4 separate regions of the Homo sapiens genome follow, and regions 2, 3 and 4 are each linked to region 1. A link is a loop called in an ENCODE intact Hi-C map of the cell type or tissue named here. Cell type or tissue: mammary epithelial cell. All regions are shown on one strand. Region 1 overlaps LOC105378678 (a long non-coding RNA gene). Region 2 holds the start of LOC124904159 (a long non-coding RNA gene). Region 3 has its middle 26 kb from the start of SCMH1-DT. Region 4 overlaps LOC105378676 (a long non-coding RNA gene).

Region 1 (5,000 bases):
TCAGGGTCAGGAGCCCCAGTCCTCTTTCTAGGGCCACTTGTGACGTCCCCATCCTTGTGGGCCTCAGCAGAAGGGAGAGTATCCCTGGGGATGTCCTCTGGCCATTTCAAGGACAAATTGTAGAAGGCTCTCGGTTTGAGGGGCCATCTTTCCTGTGACCGTCTCTGGCTCTCACAGGTGCAAAGAATCACCCTTTCAAGAGGGTCTTTGGATCTAGAACCTTCCACACTCCTCTCCCATCTGATCAGCCATACCACTCTGAAAAAGCAATCTGAAGGAAATATTTTAAAATTTGAGAACAGCTTTTGGCACAAAGGTATGCATCACAGCTTTGTGCAGAATAGCAGGAAACAATTTTCAGATTGTGAGCCATGGGATCAGCCTCTTGGAGGAGAAAGAACTTAGAATGAAAGGGAAATGCTCATGAAATCTTACATGTACTGAGCAGGAGACGACAGAGCACCATCTAAAGCACAGGGGTAAGCAAAGGAACAAAAGGATGTCAGCGAATGTCGAGGACGCTTGGGGTGAGACAGAGCTGGGGACTTTTCTATGTTTTTTCCTTATTGTCATATTTACCAAGTTTATTTAAACAAGCATTACTTTTATAGTGGGTCAGTGGGGAGAGAGATAGAGAGACCTCTATTTTATGCAACTAAAACCGAAACTGCTTCTGGATGCAGACAAGAACCAGGTGTGCCACCATGGCCAGGGTGCAGGCTCTCCCACTGCCAGATCCTGTGAGGCTGACAGATGTTGAATTTTCTAATGCTGCCCTTCTCTGAGGAACACTGGACATCTCAGTTAAAAATGTTGTACCTGGGTTGCCAGAAATTCTTTCCAAAGCACTTACAGTCTTACCTCAGGCTTGGCTGTGGGGCGTCTTGGCAGTTCTTTTGCCTGCAACTCTTGCACGTATTTTCCAAAGCACAGAATCGTTTTTAGTGGAAGTAGTAGCTTTCCCCTATAGGATCTTCAGCGCAAGGGCTGGGGAAAAGGTGGGCAGTGGGTGTGGCATTTCAGCTGGCTGATGTCCATATTCACATGAAGGGAGTTCATCTGATCCAATGGGCTTGACCAGGGAATTTAATTATTATTTGGGTGTACCAGGGCTGAGGGCCCTTTCCAAGCCAGGCCAAGTCTGCAATGTCCCCTGTGGCCAGGGGAGCCCCGAAGGTCCAGAGACCAAGGAAGGAGCCCAGAGCAGGCCAGGGTAGCCCCTGGTCCTGGGTCTCTTGTGCCCCCAGATGCTGTTTCTCCCCAGCTGGAGCTGGTCTGCTGAGGGCCTTCAGGAATCCTCCAGGGGTGCCCAGCACATCAAGAGAGCATCTCACTCTGGGCGCCTGTGTCCTTAATCTTCATGGGACCATGCCCGTGAGAAGGTGGAGGACCCTTCAGCACAGCCGCTGCCTGCCCCTGGGTGGGGGCTGATCCTGAGGGTGGGTCTTTGGAATGGAGCAAGTAGAGGTGAGGAGTGAGGGGGAAGGGGGTGTGCTCTATCCTGTGCTTTGTGATGAACTCCTAGCCCCATCCGAGGGAGGTGAAAACTGAGGCTTGGTACAAGAGACTTTCCCAAGATCATCCAATCTGCAGCAGAGCCAGAAACCCAGGACATGAGGTTTCTCAGGGGGCATCAGGACCCCCAAGTGCTCACTGTGGAAGGTTCTTCCAAAGCCTCCTTCTGGTCCTAGATGGGCCCATCATAGAGAAGGAATAGTGAGTCAGCTCTAGGCAGTGTGTACACTGGAAAGAACATGGGCTCTGGAATCAGATAAACTCGGTTTCTACTGTGTGATCTTGGGTAAGTCACTTAACGTCTCTGAGCCTTCCATTTTCTGTAGCTGGACACCAATACCAACCTCATGGGGTTAGTTTGAAGCAAAGGAGCTTTCCTGGGAATGACAGGGAAAGAGAAGTCATTGACACCAGGGGATACTCAGCCGGTCTCAATGCAGGACAGATGCTCCCAGGACACACCAGCGGGAGGTGCCCCCTGCCGGGGTCTGGAGGGCAGGACCAGCATGCCTCCTCCCCTGAAACCTCTGCGCCTGACATTGCCTGGCACGAGGCAGGGGCTTGATAAGTGTCCGCTGGTCAAATGGAGCGGATCTGGCAAGGGGCCAGCCCCATTCCTGGTGTTCTCCCTGCCTTCCTGGCTCTGGAGCCCCCTCCTGCTCCGAAGGCTCCGCTCTGCCATAAGCCAGGTCCCTACCCTGCCCTGTGTGGCTCAGGAGACGTGGACATCCCCGAGCTGGTCCAGATGCCTGCACCCCTGCTTTGCTCCTGGGGGAGGACTTTGCCTGTTTCTCATGGACGCTTACACCGTGCCAGAGGCTGGGCCTCACCTGCACGATCCCGTTAATGCCTCGCAACCCCACAGGGCAAGCGCCTTGAGGATCTTCACTCTACAGAGGTGGCAGCTGGAGCTTTGGAGGAAAGGAGTTGCTGCTGCGGACTGAATTGTGCCCCTGCTGCCCCCACATTCATATATGGAAGCTCTAACCCTCTATGTGACTATATGTGGGACGCGGTCTTTAGGAGGTAATGAAGGTAAAATGAGGTCATAATCCCACAGGACCGCGGCCTTATAACAAGAGGAAGAGGGACCGGAACGCTCTCTCCATGTGAGTGTACAGGGCAGGCCAGGAGGAGGGCCCGCTCCAGAAATGGCCCCGCGCCAGGCTGCCCAGCCGCCACCGCTGGGAGAAATGAGTTTCTGTTGCGAGCTGCCAAGTCTGCAGTACTGTGTTATGGCCGGGGCTGACCGTCACTCACCCAAGGTCACACAGAGAGGAGCAACCAGGATTCAAGCTCAGTCTGTTCTTGAGAACTCAGGCCTGTTCATGACCCCACAGTGGGTCTCCTGTGCTAGGGCTGTGCCTCAGTAGCCGGGTCTGTGGAGTGGGTGGCTTTTTTCTGCCCTGCTCCAGGGTCATGAAGCCTGAGTAACCTCTGACTCACCTCAGGCTCGGCAGGCTCCCTGCTGGCCATGGGGCCATTTCTGCTGCTGCAGCGCCCCCTGCTGGCCCAGACCACGTCTGCCTTGTGCCTGTCCCCTGGAGTTCGTTCCCCTCCCTCCAGATCTGGCTCTCCAAGCCCTGCCCCTTCCGTGCCATCCCTCAGGTTCTGCAGGGCACTGGCCACTTCTGCACAGCCAGGCCTTCCCACCCTACCCCCGAGATTCACACAGCAGGGTCCACTCCCTCCCAGGCTTGGCTTCCCCAGGCTGAGGGCTGGGCATTGGCACCCTTCCACAGACCACATGAGTCAGCTCCCTCCCCACCCAACAAGGCCAGTGCTGGCTCTGTCTGAGGTCCCTTTGTTCAGGTCTCTTCTGAAGAAAGGCACCAGAGGCTCCAGCTCTGGCCATAATGCCCCAGATGAAGCTTGACAGGAGAACTGGACACAACAGGCCAGGTGGGGATGGGACGCCTGGATACTGCCTTGGGCCTGAGTGGGCAGGGAAGAGGCAAAGATATGCTATCGTGGATCCTAGGCTGGCTACAAGGCTCTCAGATGCCAACCCACCTCCCTCCTGTCCTTTTACACTCCCTGGGCCCCCTGCCCCCTGCAGCCCAGGGCCCCTCACTGCCTCCTCCACCAGCTGCTCACTGAACCCCTTGCAGCTCTTGGAGAGGGCAAGCTGAGATTCTGGAGCCAGAAACTCCTGGGTCCTTTTCTACACTAACTCACTTTGTGACCGTCTTCTCTCTTGGCCTTCATTTCCTCAACTGTGCAATGGGAGCAGTGCACCCCTCTTGGGTGTGAAGGGCCCAGCAGAGGGCCCAGTGCAAAGCTGGCATCAGTGCATGTTTGTGCGATGGGCAGACGGGTTGGGGGGGTCAGTAGCCTTGACTACAGGGACAGGGACTCTGCTCACCTCCAGGCTGTCTTCCTTGCCTTTCTTTCCTTGAAGGGAGTGGTTCCCTCTGAGTGCCTATGCTAATGAGCTCCCTGCAGCCCCATCTGCATAAGGAGCTTCTGACTCGGTTTCTCTGGGTCAAGCTCAGGCCATGGAGGCATCTTAAGGTCAGCTTCAGGTGGGAAAAGTAGGTAGGGGTGTTGGGAGGCAGATCCAGTTCCAATCTTGATTTCACCAAGTTCTTATCGAAGAAACTCCTGGAAAACTGTTTTCCATTGTCTGAGCCTCAGTTTCATCTTCTGGAAAATGGAGCAATGACACCCTGTTAAAGGAGCTCCATGAGAAGGTGCAACTCAGAGTAGGTACCTCGTGCCCACACCCACCACAGTCTGGGTTGCATCTACACTTGCCCTCTCACCTCTCGGTCCCTAACTCCTCTGAGCTGCAGTAGCTCAAAAGCAGCTCAAACTCAGCTTATCTCACCCTCAGCTCCTTACCCCACCCTAGTAACTGCCCACCCTCCACTCACTGCACAGACCAGAAACCCAGGTGGGGTTTCCTTGATTCCTTTCTCTCCCTCAACTCCTTCCCTAGTCCCCAGACCCACAGCCCCAGAAGATTCCATCCTCACACACTCCTGCTGCCTCCTTCCTTGACTGCCCACTGGACTGGTGCAGGAGCCTGTTGGCGGTTCCCACATTCGTCTAGCTCCTTTCCAACCCTTTCCCCACACTGCAGCTAATGACTTTATCAGGCTCACATGTGGTTCCTTGCTGAAAATCCTGCAGGGGCTTCTCAGTGCTTTTAGGAGGAAGAACACATGTCTCTGCTGGAGGTCCTGCATTATCTGGGCCCTATGACGACCCCGTTAGATTTCAGGGCGCCTTCCCCTCACTTGGAGGTCCAGCCATCCTGGACTTCCTTTGTTGACCTTTCCCTCTGTCTGGAGTGTTCTTTCCCATCCCACCTCATTGCCTGGTTGCCACCTACTCACTCTCCAAATCTCAGCCCAGGCACAGCATCTCTAGAGAGGCTTGTCCTGAGCCCCCGGCAGGGTTGAATGCCTCTGCTGCAAGCTCCTGGCAGTCTGCGGCCTCTTCTTTGGGCCCTTTCTTGGTTATTACTAAACAAACCTTTG
Region 2 (5,000 bases), 110 kb before region 1:
AGGGGGTGGGGAAGAGGAAGGGCTCTCAGTGGGAGACGTGTCCTTCCAGGGCCCCCTACCTTCCCCTGCTCTCTGTCTTCCAAGGCAGTCCTGCAGTAGTGGAGACTCAGGAGAGGAGGGGGAGCAGCCCCTGTGCAGGGGAGGGTGGCTGCGCCCTTCCGGGATGGACTGGATCCTGGGGGCCCCGTAGGAGTGCATGTGTGTGTGTACCTGTGTGCATGTGCCTAGATACACAGGGACATGTCGGAGCGGGTGAGAGGGATTCAGACCCATGTGGTAGAAGTAACAGCTGCACTGCTGTCTGGCCTGCAGAGGACTAGGAGGTGGAGGCCAGGGCAGGACACCTGGCTGGTCTGCATGTCCTGGGCTGTCGTGAGCAGAAGGAGCAGATGTACTCAGGCAGCCTGGGAGCAGGCTTAGCTCAGCAGAGAGAGGGCTCCCTGGCCAGGGAATGCACAGCTTTAAAAGGCACTGAGCAAATGTCTCTGGGAAGGACTGAGGGGTTGCTACAGAGCAGATCTTTTCCCTTGGTGGGCACTTGGTGACTCCCTACCTCTGGGGCTAGGATTGCATGTATCTGTGGGTGAAGGGGTTTGCCTCCCTCTTTTCCTCCCACCCCAGCTGCCTGCTCAGAGCCTTATGGGGCCTTCGGTGTGGCAAGAGTGAGAAGCAGGCTGCCGCCACCCGGCCAAGCTCATTTCCAGGATGCTGGCACACGCGCCCCTCCTCTGTCCGCCTTCCCATCCGTTCCTGTGGCAAGCTCTTCTTCCCCAAGGCCGGTGGGCTCTAGGGAGTCCCACTTCTCTGCCAGCCAAGTGAGAACGCAGGCTTGAAGGGGAAGGAGGAAGAGAGACTTGTTGGCGGGGCTCCCGCTGGGTCGAGAGCAGTGCCTTCTGGAGGGATGCAGCGTCTTGAGGAATCCTCATGACTACAGATAACAGGGGGTGAGCTGGTATCTCTCTCTTACACTGGAGGACAGTGAAGCTCAGAGACACGAAATTGCCTGCTTAAGACTACACAGCTAGGAAGGAGTGAATTGGTTTCAATTTAGCAAATGTTTGTTAAGTGACACCTGCACACCAGGCCCTGCCGAAGAAGTTGCAGGTCCAGACCCTGTCCTCAAGCAGCACAGCATGCCCGCAGCTGTCCCTGATTCCGATGACGCTGCCCCTTCCACTGCTCTGCTCTGCCTTTGCCAGGGGTGTCTGTGGTCAGCAGCCCAGGGTGGGGGGAAAGCATCAGAGCAGGTGACCAGGGAGTGGGGTCTGGCTCTGGCGCCTCAGTCACCAGTCCTGGTCTTTGGGGAAAGTACAGTTTGAGAAATATAAGACCGGAGGGTCCTTTCAAGCTCAGTTTAGTGCTCTCCTCCCGCCCCATCCCCATGGTGCAGAAGAAGAAATTGAGGCCCAGAAAAAAGACTAGATGGGCCCAGGGTCACCCAGGAAATTAGAATAGGAGCCAGGATTTCGACCTGGTTCTCCTGACTCCTGGGTCAAACTTGACCATGGCTGTACCCAGGGGCCGGTGCTACCAGGCATGGTCAGGAAAGGCTTCCAGGGGAGCCTTGCATTTCTTCTAGAAAGATAAGTTAAAGAAAGACCAGTCAGAAAGGAAACTCCCAATGCCTGGGAAGGTTTCACAGCCTGAAGAAAGCTCCACAAGCCCATGCTCATTCCTAAACCCACCCCAACCCAGCCTCAGAGAAGGGTGTGGGAGGAGGCCTGACTGGTGAGGCCCGAGGTTGCTTGCTGCTGGGGCTGTGTCTCAGAGATGTCAAGGTGGGGAGAAGGCAGGAGCTGTGCCTTGATTGGTCTCTAAAATCCCCTGCAGGACTGGATGCTCGAAAGTGATGCTTGAGCAAGACAGGAGAACAGAAGGGCCTCCCTGATATAGAAGCAGCCGCAACATGTGTCTGGACATGCACAGAAGCAGGTGCTTCTGTGTGTAGCCTGGGAACTGACTGTCCCCGGGTGGCAGGAAGACTTTTTTAGTAGCCCCATGAATGAGGAACTGACGGTCTGCACAGGTGAAGGTTTGTGAGCAAGAGCTGGGTCAGAGAGGAGGCACCTGTTCTTCCAGAGGGGCCTGGGTCTGGGTGTGATGGGGTAATGCAGTGTGTGTGGTGCGCCGCTGCTGGGTGACTACCCAAGGCTTAACTGTGGCTGGGTGTTGTGGGTGTCTGTGTGTCAACGTGTGGTCAGGTATAGCCATATCTGGCCAGGCTGGTATGGACACCTGTTCCTGTCTTCGTGTCCCATGGGTGTAGCTGTGTGTACCAACCCAAGTGTGAGTCTGAATGGAGCTGGACTTTTTTTTTTTTTTTTTGAGATGGAGTTTCTCTCTTGTTGTCCAGGCTGGAGTGCAATGGTGTGATCTTGGCTCACTGCAACCTCCGCCTCCCGGGTTCAAGCGATTCTCCTGCCTCAGCCTCCTAAGTAGCTGGGATTACAGGCATGTGCCACCACGCCCAGCTAATTTTGTATTTTTAGTAGAGATGGGGTTTCTCCATGTTGGTCAGGCTGGTCTTGAACTCCCGACCTCAGGTGATCCGCCCACTTCCCAAAGTGCTGGGGTTACAGGTGTGAGCTACCACGCCTGGCTGGACTTTTAGTGACTGTAGCTCCAGACATAGCCATAGCCCCCAACAGCTCTGTGTGCTGGAGCTGTACCTTTGTGTGGGTGTGTTGGAGACGGCCTCTGGGGTAGCCTTGGCCCTGTGACCTGGGCTGTTGGAGCTCTGTAGCAGGTGGCCCCCATCACAAGGGGGCACTGTGCATCTTCCTAAACCATCACCGCCGCTGGTGGCCAGTGTGTGGGCAAGGAAGGCTGGGAACTGGCACAAAGATGCCCTCAGCCAGGCCCAGCGCTTCTGCCCCTATTTCTCTGGGCAGTCCTGGCTCTCCTCAGAGTTTTTGCCCTGGGGGAAGGGAAAGGATGTCATTAAAAATCCTACCTAGTAAGTCTCATGGGAGGGGTCCATAGCGATGTCTCTCCCAACTGCCTCATTTGACAAGTGGAGAAACTAAGGTTCAGTTGGGAAATAACCTCTCTCAGACCCAAGCCCGGGATCACTTCCCAACCCTGAGATAAAGCCACATGTGCAACATGTTCCAACATGTGCAACAGCTTCCAACACAGGCCGTAAGTGCCCATTGCAAGACGGGTACTGACAGTGCATGTTGGAGCTGCTCTGGCCTGGGTTTCTGGTTCTGACTCCATCACTTACCTGGCGTGTGACTCTGAGTCTCTGATGCCTTTCTCTGGGCTTCTTTTTCCCATCAGTAAACTGAGAGGATTGATGCCTTTGCTCTTCAAGCCCCTCTTTTCCAGCATGGGCCTTCTAGTTCCTACAGGTTAGAGGTCAGTGTGACCTGGGAGCAGTGATGGTTCTGTGCACCTGGTGGGTAATTATCCTTGTTAAAGACGGCTGGGCATTAAGCATAGCCCAGAGAACTTAGGGTCACACATGACTTAGTGGCTGAGTCAGGATGAGAAGAAAGTCAGGCCTCCTGGTCCCTCACCAGCGCCCGCTGCCCTACCCCAGCACCCCCTGCCCTACCCCAGCAGCTATCCTGACCCTCTCTCTGGGCATAGGTATCAGTGCTTCATTGATACAACCCTGTGTTCCTCCTTGAAGTTGTCTTGCCATTTCCCAAGTCATCTGCCTCCCATATCCATGCCGGGCAGGTCCTGTGCTGGAGACTGTCCTCTCCACTCCCTTATTGAGTCCTAGGAGAAGCCCCATTTTACAGATGGGGAAACCAAGGCTTGATGGAGTTAAGAAATAATAGAAGCTATTATTTTTAAACCTTCTCTGTCTCAATGCCAGACTCTGTGCTGGACACTCACTAAAGTGGGCAGAGAGTGACTAGTCCAACCTCCCAAATTTTCCCCCAAATGGTGCCGAGACCTGCCCGGGATCTGCCAGCCTGATTTAGACAGCAATTTGCATACAATTTACCCAGAAAGCTGCACTGTGAAAAAATATAATTACTTTTTTAATATTCTCGCTCTGATGTGAATGCTTACTGCCCGGTAATGAATTACTTGCTTAATGAAGATAAACCTGAATTGGAGATGCACTTCGGACGGCTGCTGCGGCGTCCGGTTTGATGCCATCATTTGCAGCTGTTAATTTCTGAAATTGATGCCCTTGTTGGTGGGATCATAAATTGAGGGGGAAATCTATGAGCTCCAGCACTTCCAGTTTTTTACTCTGTGGCATTGGTGGAGCTACTTAGCCTCTCTGTGCCTCAGTTTCCTCATCTATAACAAGGGTATTGGGGTAAGTTAGAACTATATAAATGTGGGTCCATCTCACAGTAAAGTGATCTTTACTGGAGAATGATTGAGCATCTACAATGTGTCAGGTGAGAGACAGAGGGGAAGTGATTTATTCAAAGACACTCATGGACTCAGAGGCTTCTGAACTAGAATGAGTAGCCACAGCTTTGTGTCCAGGTGCTACACTTGGATCTCTTCTCCTAAATGGCCTTGAAGATGCCTCCTGACTGCTGGTGATGGGAAAGAGAGCCAGGCTGAAGTCAGACACTGGTAGGAGAAAAAAAAAAACAAAAAAAACTGTGGAGGTGTGGCCACTGGAAACTCTACCCGTTCCTTTACCTGATGCTAACCATGTCTGGGGACTGATCACAGAAGAGCACAGGGCTGGGGGCCAGCACAACAAGCCAACGATTCAGCAAATATGTAGTTACTGCCATCTATGGCCATATGTTTTAGGCTCCTAGCACACAGCCATGAGTAAGACCAGCAAGGTCCCTGCCTACATGGACCTGAAATTCTAAAAGGTGTGGTGAACACATAGCGATAATAGATGAGTTAACTAAGAATAAAGATAAAGTCAGATAATGATAAGTGAAATAAAATTTTTTAAATAGATAATATGAAACAGATCAATTGAGGGGGTAATTTTGACTTGGCCTAAAAGACTTCCCTAAAGAGGTGACACCTGGACTGAAATGTAAATGATATTAAGTCCC
Region 3 (5,000 bases), 160 kb before region 1:
TGATTCCACACGTTTGTTGACCAGACTCCTGTGCTGCGTTCTGGAGATAGGAAGAATAAAAAACCATCTGTGCTTTTAGGGAATTCTAGTCAAGTTGGGGAGATAAATAAATTGACAATTACATTGTAAGTGCTCCGACAGCTAACCAGACAAAATGCTGCAGGAGGACAGGAAGGGAGCAAGGAACTGCCAGGAATGGGGAGAAGGTCATGATGTTTGAATTGGGTCTTGAGGATGGGTAGGAGTTTACCCAGCAGAAAGAGCATGGTTGTGGGTAGGAAGAGCATTGCAGTCAAGGTTAACTACTTACCTGTAGAAAAGTGTGGTGCTATTGTAGAGCAATGTTAGATGTCTCCACATCTAGCAGTGATGTGAGGAAAAAGGCCTGTTATGGAATAAGAAGGACCTAGGTTCTGGTTTCAATTCTGTCACAGAGTCACTGAAAACCTTTAAGCAAACCACTCAGTCCAATTGTGTCTCAATTACCTCATCTCTCCAGGAGGATGCTCTCAAAGCCAAATATCTCAGAGCTGCTCTATCCGATAGAATAGCCAGTAGCCACAACGGTCTATGTAAATTTAAATTAACTAAAAGTAAATACATTTAAAATTCTGTTCCTCAATTGCACTAGCCATGTTTCCAGTGCTCAGAAGCTACTGGTGACTAGTGGCTGCAATATTGGACAGCACAGATATTGAATACCTCCATCACCCTAGAAAGTCCTGCTGGGCTGGGCTGGGCTGGGCTGCCCTAGAGGCCTGTGATTCTCAGAGGAGAAGGGATTTGTCCCATCACCTAGCAAGGTCTCCAGGCTCCCCACTTACCCGTTTAGGAAGATATCCCAAGGAACAGGATAGAGAGGATGCACCATTCCACTGCCCAACCTCAGTTCCTGAAGTACAGTGACCCAAATCAGAGGGCAGGGGTCCCTTGTCCCTTTGTCAGTGCACACTATACTCTGATTTCGCTGTGTGAAAGCTTATCACAGTGCCGGGCCCATAATAGCAGCTTTCATAAATAGCCAGTCCAATTCCCAGTTTTGCAAGTGAGAAAACTGAGGCTCAGAGTGGCCTGGTTTAGGATCCAAGTCTTAGAAATTTCCAGGATATCTTGAATGATGGAATTTAGGAGAACACAATGGTCTTTGATCCTCATTTTGGCTTAAGACTTTCAGGTTTTATTTATGTTGTAATCCAGATGATACTATGTGGAATCAAACACATGACCTTATCTGTGGCTAGATGCATGACTGTCCAGGAGCTTGCAGGAATTAACCAGTGGCCAACCTTGTAATGCACAAGACTTTTATGTTACCTGAAACAAATAGAATTAGGTAGCAGGTAGAATTTTTATTTTTATTTATTTATTTGTTTATTTATTTTTTGAGACAGAGTCTCACTCTGTCACCCAGGCTGGAGTGCAGTGGTGTGATCTCAGCTCAGTGCAACCTCCGCCTCCTGGGTTCAAGTGAGCTCATGCCTCAGCCTCCCAAGTAGCTGGGACCACAGGTGCGTGCCACCACACCCAGTTAATTTTTGTATTTTTAGTAGGGGCGGGGTTTCACCATATTGATCAGGCTGGTCTTGAACTCTTGACCTCAAGTTATCTGTCCTCTTTGGCCTCCCAAAGTGCTGGGATTACAGGAGTGAGCCACCACGCCCAGCCAGAATCAATATTTTTGAAAAATGAACACAAATGTATTACCTACCATGTACCAAGCACAGTTTTAAGAGGGTCTAGTAGATAACTGAGCAACACTATGAGGTACAGATGATTACTCTCATCATCCTCATTTTCCAGACAAGGAAACGGAGGCTGAGATAAATAACTTGCTGAAGGCCTCATAGCTATTGTGAAGCCTGGACTCACCCAAGCAGTGGCCTCAGAGCCCACAATCTTAACCCCTTTCTAGAGCCCTCTCCTCAACTTTGCAATTGTTGAACATCAGGACCTGAGGGAAACTTTGGGATCACCTAGTCTAATCCCTTTCCTTTCCTCATGCGGTACTGAAGGCCACAGAGTGACCCAGATCCAGCCAAGGTTATTCAGCAAGTTGTAAAAGACAGAGCTTGAATCTGAGTCCTGAGGGTGGGTCCCCTGGCTCCTGTTCAGTTATTTTTGCTCACTTCTTTTAAAAAGCCTAAAAAATGAAATGATCCACTGAGCATCTTCTGGGTACCCACATTGTGCTGGATGTTTTTGTGGAAAAAAACCTTGGGTTTACATTGAGAAGTCCTGGAATCAAATCTTACCTCAATTGCTTGCCCAGTGACCTTAAGCAAGTCACTTTCTATGTCTTGGCCTCAGTTTCTCCAGAAAAGGAATAAGGATATAATTGCCTTAAGGATTATGTCAGAATGAGTGGCACAAAGTAATTACTCAAGTAAAAGGAATGGACGCTGAAGACACAGGCCGTGTGCCCTCTACAATCTGGATGTGGAGGTGAGACTGACATGCAGAGGAGGATCAGAGGAGAGCAGAGAGCATGCTTTGTTGGCAGGTCAGACGATGAATGTTAGGACACTTCATGCACTGTTGGCTCCATCTGGCAATGGAGGTGATTCAGGATCAAGAAATCATCCAGGGAAAGGCTGGCCTGCAAGAACCCAGACTGGACACGAGGTGGCGCTGGTGGCCCACCTGGGAACAGGCAGAGACCGGCGACCAGCCCCGGGGAATCTGATCCTGGCAGTTTCATTCTTTTTGCTTCTAGGCATGAAGTCTACATGAGGGACCCTGGTGGGCTGAGGATGAGGGCGCTCTGCCCCACCAAAGGATAAATGGGAATTTTACACTCCTTATCTCATTTAGTCTTCACAGCCACCTTTTCAGGTATTCAGTTTTACACACAGGACACTGTGACTCAAAAGATGTTAAATAATTTCCTCAAGGGATACTATTGAGAAGTAGATCCAGGCCCACTGATTCTAAATCCCATGCTCTTTCCAGGAAAATATGCTCCTCCCAGCCAGTGGAATCAGTCTATCAACAGAGGCTAAACAGGATGTAAGGGAGATCGTACCAGAAAATAGAAGACCAGATTAAAACTGCCTCCTCCTCATGGCCTTCCTAGACTGTCCCCATTCCTTTTTCACCCAGTCCACTCCAACAACCTCCTAATCCATTTCCCTGCTTCCATTCTTGCACCCTAGGCTCTGTTCTCTACAGTGATCTTGTGAGAAGGAAACCAAGTGGCAGTATTCTGCCTTTTTGCCGTTCAAAACACTCCAATGCTTCTGATTCCAATTTGAACAATGTCTGAATTTCTCACCACAGCTATGAGCGGTGCTGTGCTGGTAACAACCAGTTCTCAGAGGCAGAGAGCCCTGATATGTAGCATTTGCTAATTGTGGTGCATATTCTCCCTCCATGGCCAATTTCAAGCTTCCAAGGTAACATCACTGAGCTCAGAGTTGAGAAGGGATGTAAAGAATCGAGACAGAGCCAGTCTGAGTTGACACCAACGCACTGCTGCACCAAGGCTCCACACATAAGATCTGGCCTCAGACGCCTTCTCCAGACAACCCGCTTATTCTGCTACCCCTGTTCACTCTGCTGGATCACTGGCCTTCTTGCTGTTTCTTGAACATAACAAGTACATTTCCACCTCGGGGCCTTGGCACTTGCTTTCCTCTGTTTGGGATGCTCTTCCCCAAAAATGTGCATAACTTGCTGCGTCACTTCATTCAGGTCTCAGCTCAAATGTTACAGAGAGGCCTCCCCTGAGCATCTTCCCTAAGACATCCTACCCACTCCCACCCTCCATCACTTTTATTCCTTGCTCTGCTGTATTTTTTCTCTAAGGGCCTCAATCTCTATTTAATAATAAATGATAGACATTTAAACTTATTTGTCTAGGTCAGGACTGGATGGCCATCCCTAGAACAGACCTGACTCAAAGAAAGCACTTAATACATATTTGCTGGTTGATAAATGAGTAATTACTTTTCCTCTACATGTAATGCCTTTTTTTACTGCAATAGCCTTGATGTTTTCTCTTTATTCTTGATGTGCTATCGTCTCACTACACTGGGTCTAGGTGTAAATTTATTTGTTCTGTTCAGCACTGAGTGCGCATTTTGAATCTAAGCAATGTCTTTCTCTCATTCTGGACAATTCTCAGTCCTTATTTCTGTAATCTTGCTTCTCCTGCACTCCCTCTGTTCTGGAACTCCTACATAACAGTCTGTCAGTCTCTACTCTGTGTTTCGTAACTGCTTGGCATTCTATAGAATGCCAGTTGTCTCCCAGTGTCTATTCCACTTTTTCCTTAGTAATAGAATCTCTAACTTTCAGCTAGGCACATGCCTACTTGGGTTAAAAATGACATTTCTTGGCTGGGCGTGGTGGCTCATGCCTGTAATCCCAGCACTTTGGGAGGCTGAGGTGGGCAGATCATCTGAGGTTAGGAGTTTGAAACCAGCCTGGCCAACATGGTGAAACCCCCTCTCTACTAAAAATACAAAAATTAGCTGGGTGTGGTGGTGGGTGCCTGTAATCCCAGCTACTTGGGAGGCTGAGGCAGGAGAATCACTTGAACCCAGGAAGCGGAGGTTGCAGTGAGCTGAGACTGCGTCACTGCACTCCTGCCTGGGCAACAAGAGTAAAACTCTGTCTCAAAAAAAAAAAAAATTTCTGAGTCTTCCACTTAGCTACATTCGGGCATATAACTGAGTTCTGAACAATGAGTATAAGCAGGAGTCTTGTGGAACCTCCTTGTAATGTCTTTTAAGCAGGGGAGTGTGCTATTCTTTGTGCCTTCTTCCTGCTATCTGAAAAATACACGAGGTGGCTGGAGTTGGTGCAGCCATCTTGGACTATAGGGTAGAAGTCAGATAGAAGGAGCCTGGGTTTTGATGGCTTTTATGAGACTGCCCTCTTAGCTTTTTTTTTTTTTTTTTTTTTTGAGACGGAGTCTCACTCTGTCCCCAAGGCTGGAGTGCAGTGGTGCCGTCTCGGCTCACTGCAGGCTCCGCCTCCTGGGTTCACACCATTCTCCT
Region 4 (5,000 bases), 580 kb before region 1:
ATATCTTCTTTTGAGAATTGTCTGTTCCTATCCTTTGCTCACTTTTTAATGGGGTTGGTTTTTGCTTGTTGATGTATTTATCGCCTCTTCTTATAAGGATACCAGTAATATTGGATTAGAGCTCACCCTAAAAAACCCATTTTAACTTGATTACCTCTTTAAAGGCCCTATCTCCAAATGCAGTCACATTTTGAGGAACTGAGGGTTAGAACTTCAGCATATGAATTTTGGAGGGATGCAATTCAGCCAATGACACCTGCAACAGGGATTTCACCCACCAACCTGACGCATTTTCTGCTGTAAATGCACAGGATCTGAGAATCACTCGGGTTTGCCCCATCCCAACTGGCAGAGCTGAACAGAGCTATAGACATCATGGAACCAAGTGATTTGAAAACCCTTTTTTGAAGGCCCAGGAACCTTTGCTACAGCATAACCTATTTGGAATCCTAATATACAAAATATAATCAGTGCAATAAAAAATGGGAACCTCCCAGAGGTGGCCTCAATTCTCCCCTTACATACACATTGAGCATGTGCCTAGCATTTTGCTGCAGGCAAAATAGATCTGTCTCTGTGATGTATCCTTTATGTAACTATTGTAGTCGATTGTATTCTTTGTCTGAAAGTCTTCCTTCCTTCCTTGCCATTGCCATGGTTACCCTTGCATGGTGTGTACTTGCCTATCTGTCTTACAGCAGGTTTCCTGGAAACCAATTCCGAGACAGAGAGTGGTGTGCAGAAGGTTTTTAGGGGAGTGTGCTCAGGAGATTCATCTATAAGGAAGGTAGGAGGTAGGATTAGACAGAAGGAGAGGTTGATCTACTATGCGATAGCAACTGAGGTAGCTGCTGATCCTCAGGAGCCCTAGAGCTCATCTATCCCCGAAGAGTTGTGCTAAACTGAAGGAAGAAGGCAGGCCTTTGTTTTCCTTCAAAGGAAACCATCAGCCAATCATTAGCCAATCATGGCCATGACTGTGGGTGAGGCAGTTCCCTGTGGCCAAGGGCAATTCCCAATGAGTGACACAGTTGTGAGCCAGCAGAAGATTCCCAGCAGGCTCTGAAGGGTGGATCTGGGTGGAACCCCATAGCATCCACTCTACCAACCCCCTGACTTTGGGCTTGGCCATGGGATTTATTTTGGCCAATCGAAGGCAGGTAGGAAGGACAGTATGCTTTTTTTCAAGCGGAAGCCATACAGTCATGGCAAAGTTCTTCCACCTCGAGAGCCTCGGATAGCCGTTGTTTCTTCATCCTGGGTCCGGATGCAGGCATGTGGAGCAGACCTGACCTAGACTGAATTCAAGAGTCCAGCCTGGCCCAGCCAGCATCAGCTGAACTGCAGTTGACTTGGAGACTTAGGAGTGTGAAATAATCATTGATTTTGTAGGACACTGAGATTGGGGGTTTGTTTTCTTCATGGCATTATCACGGCAAGACCTGGTTAAGACAGCTAGTAAGGTGGATTTTACTGGAAGCAATGTCATAGAAGACTTACATTATACATCACAGAGGATTTTAAAAATCCTCCTTCAACATCTTTGTTTTTGTCCCAAATGGCTTCTCTGGGCATGAGGCATATCCTCTTCTCTTTCTTTTTTTCCCAAACAGGCTCTAAAATGAGTGGGAGATGTGAAGGATTTCCTGGAAGAGGTGGGAAGACTGCTGTCAAACAGATACCCTGGCAGAAGGATCTGAGGCCTGAGACCCAAGCTGCCCCGCCTGCCCAGAACTCGGATGGGGTCTGCCCTTACTTCCCACTCGCCCCTGCCAGACTTCCCCTAAATCCTCTCCTGGACCCCACAATCTTGCTCCTTCCCCTGGTGTGACTTCAGCTCCTGGAGGACAAGAAACACATCTGTGGCCAGTTCACGGTGGCCCACACCTTTAAACCTCAACACTTTGGGAGGCCAAGGAGGGTGAATCACTTGATACCAGGAGTTCAAGGTTGTAGTGAGCTATGATCGCGCCACTGCACTCCAGCCTAGGTGACAGAGTGAGACCCTGTCTCTAAAAAAGAAAAGATATGCATCTGCTGGGGTCATCACTCTCCCCAAAGCAAGGCTGGGCACACAGGTGATTCGTATATGCTGGCTGGAAGGGAGGGAAGCAGAGCCACCTGGGATTGATCATCTCCCAGTGAGAATACACCCAGTCCCTGTTGTGTGTCCCCACGGCCACAAGGCGTCAGTAAAGACCTTGGCTTGGAGTTGTCTGGAGCCAGGAAAACAGACTGGACTTTGAGGGCAGGACACCTCACCTGAAGGTGCTTTAGTTAGGTTCAGCACATCTGAAAGAGAGAGAGAGAAATAGGGGTGGTAGAACTGAGCAGTTGACAGAAGGGGACTCCAGGACTTGTCTCAGAGAGTAAGGGGCTGTGTTCTCTGCCCTTCATTCACTTATTCTACAATTGTTTGTTCATTTCTAGTACATGCCAAGCACTATTTTAGGTGCCAAGGTCCTAGCAGCTCACTCACAAAGTCCCTGCTCACATAGAGTAGATAGTAGATTACTGTCTAGACAGAAAACAAACAAAAAAAACACGATAATTTCATGGGGTGATAAGTGCCGTGAAGAAAATAAAATGGAAATGGAATAGTGACTGTGTTGCAGGGGGCGTCTTTCAGAGAGATGGTCAGGGAAGCTCAAGGGGAATCCAAAGCCTTCATAAAAAGTCAGAGCTGCCAAGGCTCCCAAGGGACCACTGGTCCCATAGCCTCATTTTGCAGCTGGGAAAACTGAGGCCTAGTAAGCCAAGGCAGAGCCCAGAGCTGAGCCCGAGTCTCTCGACCTCCAGATGGCTGGATGGCTTCCTCCTCTCCTCCCCTCACATCCTTAACCTCCCCCATGTCATCTTAGGGGGAAGGAGCAGATACAGGGGTGCTCTCAGAACGTGGGCATTAAACAGGGACCAGGGGAGTGAAGGGCAGCAAACAATACGAAACCACACAACAATGGGAAAGAAGTTCCACGAAGTTCAGATTTTTCCCATGCTGCAATTCTGAGCCTTTTTTTTTTTTTCAAAAATATTATGCATCAAATTCTTCTTCTGAAGTTTGGTTTTGGTGCCTCTGCTTTGCCTGTTTGAGGGGTATGACTGTGGAGAGTCATATGGGAGCCTTGGTTCCCTCACCTGCAAAATCCGAACCCAACTTTCCTGACTCCAGCAGTACTGTTGTGTGCAGCCTTTGTAAAGACCACAGGCACCCCCTCCCCATGGCTGTGCGGGTCTGGTCCCTTCCCTCTGCTTCTGAGCCCATCCCCGCTTGCCCACCCCAGCCCTGAGTCTGTCCACAGGAACATCCGACACAAGCGCACTTTGTTACAGACTCACTGTGACACCATGAGGTGGTTTTGGGTTTGTTCTCATGCCCGATTTGCCAACCAGGAAGCAGGCTTGCATGTGTGAGAGGGCTTGCTGAAGGTTGCACAGCCAGTAAGTGACAGAGCCAGGACTTGAACAGAAAGTTCCATTCAGTTTTCTCTACTCAAGGCTTCCATCCAAAATGACAACAACAGCAACAACCACCACCCAACGCTTTGGTGTTTGGGGATCTAAGCTTCATTTCTCTGAAAATGCACTGATGTGCAATGTGGATTTCGTGTTGGTCGAGGTGTCCAGGTGGTGTCACTTGGTGTGGTGCTGCCACCTGCCGAGAAAAGATGGGTGTTGCATCCCATCTCAAGCAGGCGCCGTCCAGGCCGAACCCAACTGTAGAGGCCTTTTCAATGCTTTTAAGTCCACTAAAAAGCGCAGCAAAGAAGCCCCAGACATGGGTCACTTGACCCATGGAAACACTGAGGTCCAAAAAGATCCTTTAAACAATTCATCTACCTTTGTTGACCTGACTTCCTCTTTTCCCATTTCCCACTGACCATGGCATCCTGTCTCCTGCCTCTCCACTCCCCTGGAATTGCTCTGGCAAAGTCATTTTGACTTTCTGATTGCCCAATTGAACAGCCTCTTTTTAGTCCTCACTTTACCTGACTTTTCAGCAGCATTAGGAACCCCTGACCACGCCCTCCTTTGGGAAACATCTCCCTGGGCTTTCAGGACACCTTTCTGCTGTTTCTCTCCCACTTCCCCAGCTGCTAATTCTCGGCCTCTATCCAAGGTTCTGTCCTTGGCCACATTCTTTTATCACTGGGCATCATCATTCCCAAGGCAACAATGGATGTGCTAATACCCCCCCAAACAAAGTTACTGTCAGTCCAGACCTAATTCCTGAGCTCCAGACCCATTTATCTGGCCCTCTTCCTCCTAGATGTCCACCTTGGATGGCCTGATGTGTCCATCCTAATCTATCCTGCTCCCTACAGCCTGCTCTTCCTGCTAGGATTCACCTCATGGAAGAGTCACTCTGTGCCCCAAGCCACACCCCTGGGAATCATTTTCCACTCCTTTCCTGTAGCCTCCACATCAGTGGGTCATTATCGTGACTGCAGGATCCATTCCCATCTTCTTCCCAGTAGCAGAACCTCTGAATTCTGCTTACACATATGGCCACCCAGAATAAAGACTACATTTCTGAGCCTCTTTTGTAGTTAGGGGCAGAAAACTTCCAGAAAGTTCACGACTCCTCTTTTCTCTTTTTTTCTGGCTGGAATGTTGATATGGTAGCTCGAGCAGCCTTTTTGGATCATGAGGTCTAACCCACAAATGACAAAGCAACAAGGTGGTGGGGCCTAGATGCTGACACTATGGATAACTACACCCATTCTGGACTACCTACCTGGTTCTTTTTATTTAAGCTACTGTTTTTCTGTCACTCAAAGCCACGTGCATAATCCTAAGTAATCGAGATAGAGTCATTCATTCTTCAAAAGAATATTCATGTATGCTAGACATTGCATTTCATGCTTTCTCAGCGCTCTCCATTTCTCCCACCTGCCCCTCTCAAATCCATTCTACTCACCACAGCCAGAGTGACCTTTCCAAAACACAAACCCAACTGTTTCCACTCGGCTCATGTCGTCTGTGACTCCCCATTACTAACA

What was found. A loop is a pair of places that touch in the nucleus more often than their neighbours do. Peaks named below come from ENCODE experiments on the same cell type or tissue, not always from the same donor. Only the 100,000 strongest peaks of a DNase experiment are listed, where the experiment ranks them.
Region 2: it touches region 1 in a loop (9-fold over the local background); 18 of 110 quality-filtered maps call a loop at or near these places.
Region 3: a loop joins it to region 1, with 12 times the contacts of the local background. A loop is called at or near these places in 63 of 110 quality-filtered maps.
Region 4: it touches region 1 in a loop (30-fold over the local background); 2 of 110 quality-filtered maps call a loop at or near these places.

What each region holds. Positions count from the first base shown.
Region 1 is chr1:41,429,885-41,434,884 of GRCh38, forward strand. LOC105378678 (a long non-coding RNA gene) reads left to right here. Exons shown (of 6, transcript XR_007066029.1): 2 at 1-3,417. Among named protein-coding and RNA genes, the nearest start is that of EDN2, 52 kb to the right of the region's middle. RefSeq lists enhancers at 2,756-2,865, 3,553-4,184, 4,283-5,000. In mammary epithelial cell, a CTCF peak has its summit at 3,030 (motif pointing left); a DNase peak (open chromatin) is centred at 3,167; H3K27ac peaks cover 368 bases.
Region 2 is chr1:41,320,303-41,325,302 of GRCh38, forward strand. It overlaps LOC124904159 (a long non-coding RNA gene), which reads left to right and starts at 2,548. Exons shown (of 2, transcript XR_007066027.1): 1 at 2,548-5,000. RefSeq lists an enhancer at 1,879-2,138. In mammary epithelial cell, a CTCF peak has its summit at 2,759 (motif pointing right); a DNase peak (open chromatin) is centred at 3,139.
Region 3 is chr1:41,265,731-41,270,730 of GRCh38, forward strand. No RefSeq gene overlaps it. Among named protein-coding and RNA genes, the nearest start is that of SCMH1-DT, 26 kb to the left of the region's middle. RefSeq lists an enhancer at 2,487-2,781. In mammary epithelial cell, a CTCF peak has its summit at 2,623 (motif pointing right); no DNase peak of the experiment used is centred here.
Region 4 is chr1:40,846,535-40,851,534 of GRCh38, forward strand. It overlaps LOC105378676 (a long non-coding RNA gene), which reads right to left. Exons shown (of 3, transcript XR_947239.2): 2 at 2,263-2,292; 3 at 1,563-1,646. Among named protein-coding and RNA genes, the nearest start is that of CITED4, 13 kb to the right of the region's middle. In mammary epithelial cell, CTCF peaks have their summits at 2,185 (motif pointing right) and 3,658 (motif pointing left); DNase peaks (open chromatin) are centred at 1,027 and 2,197.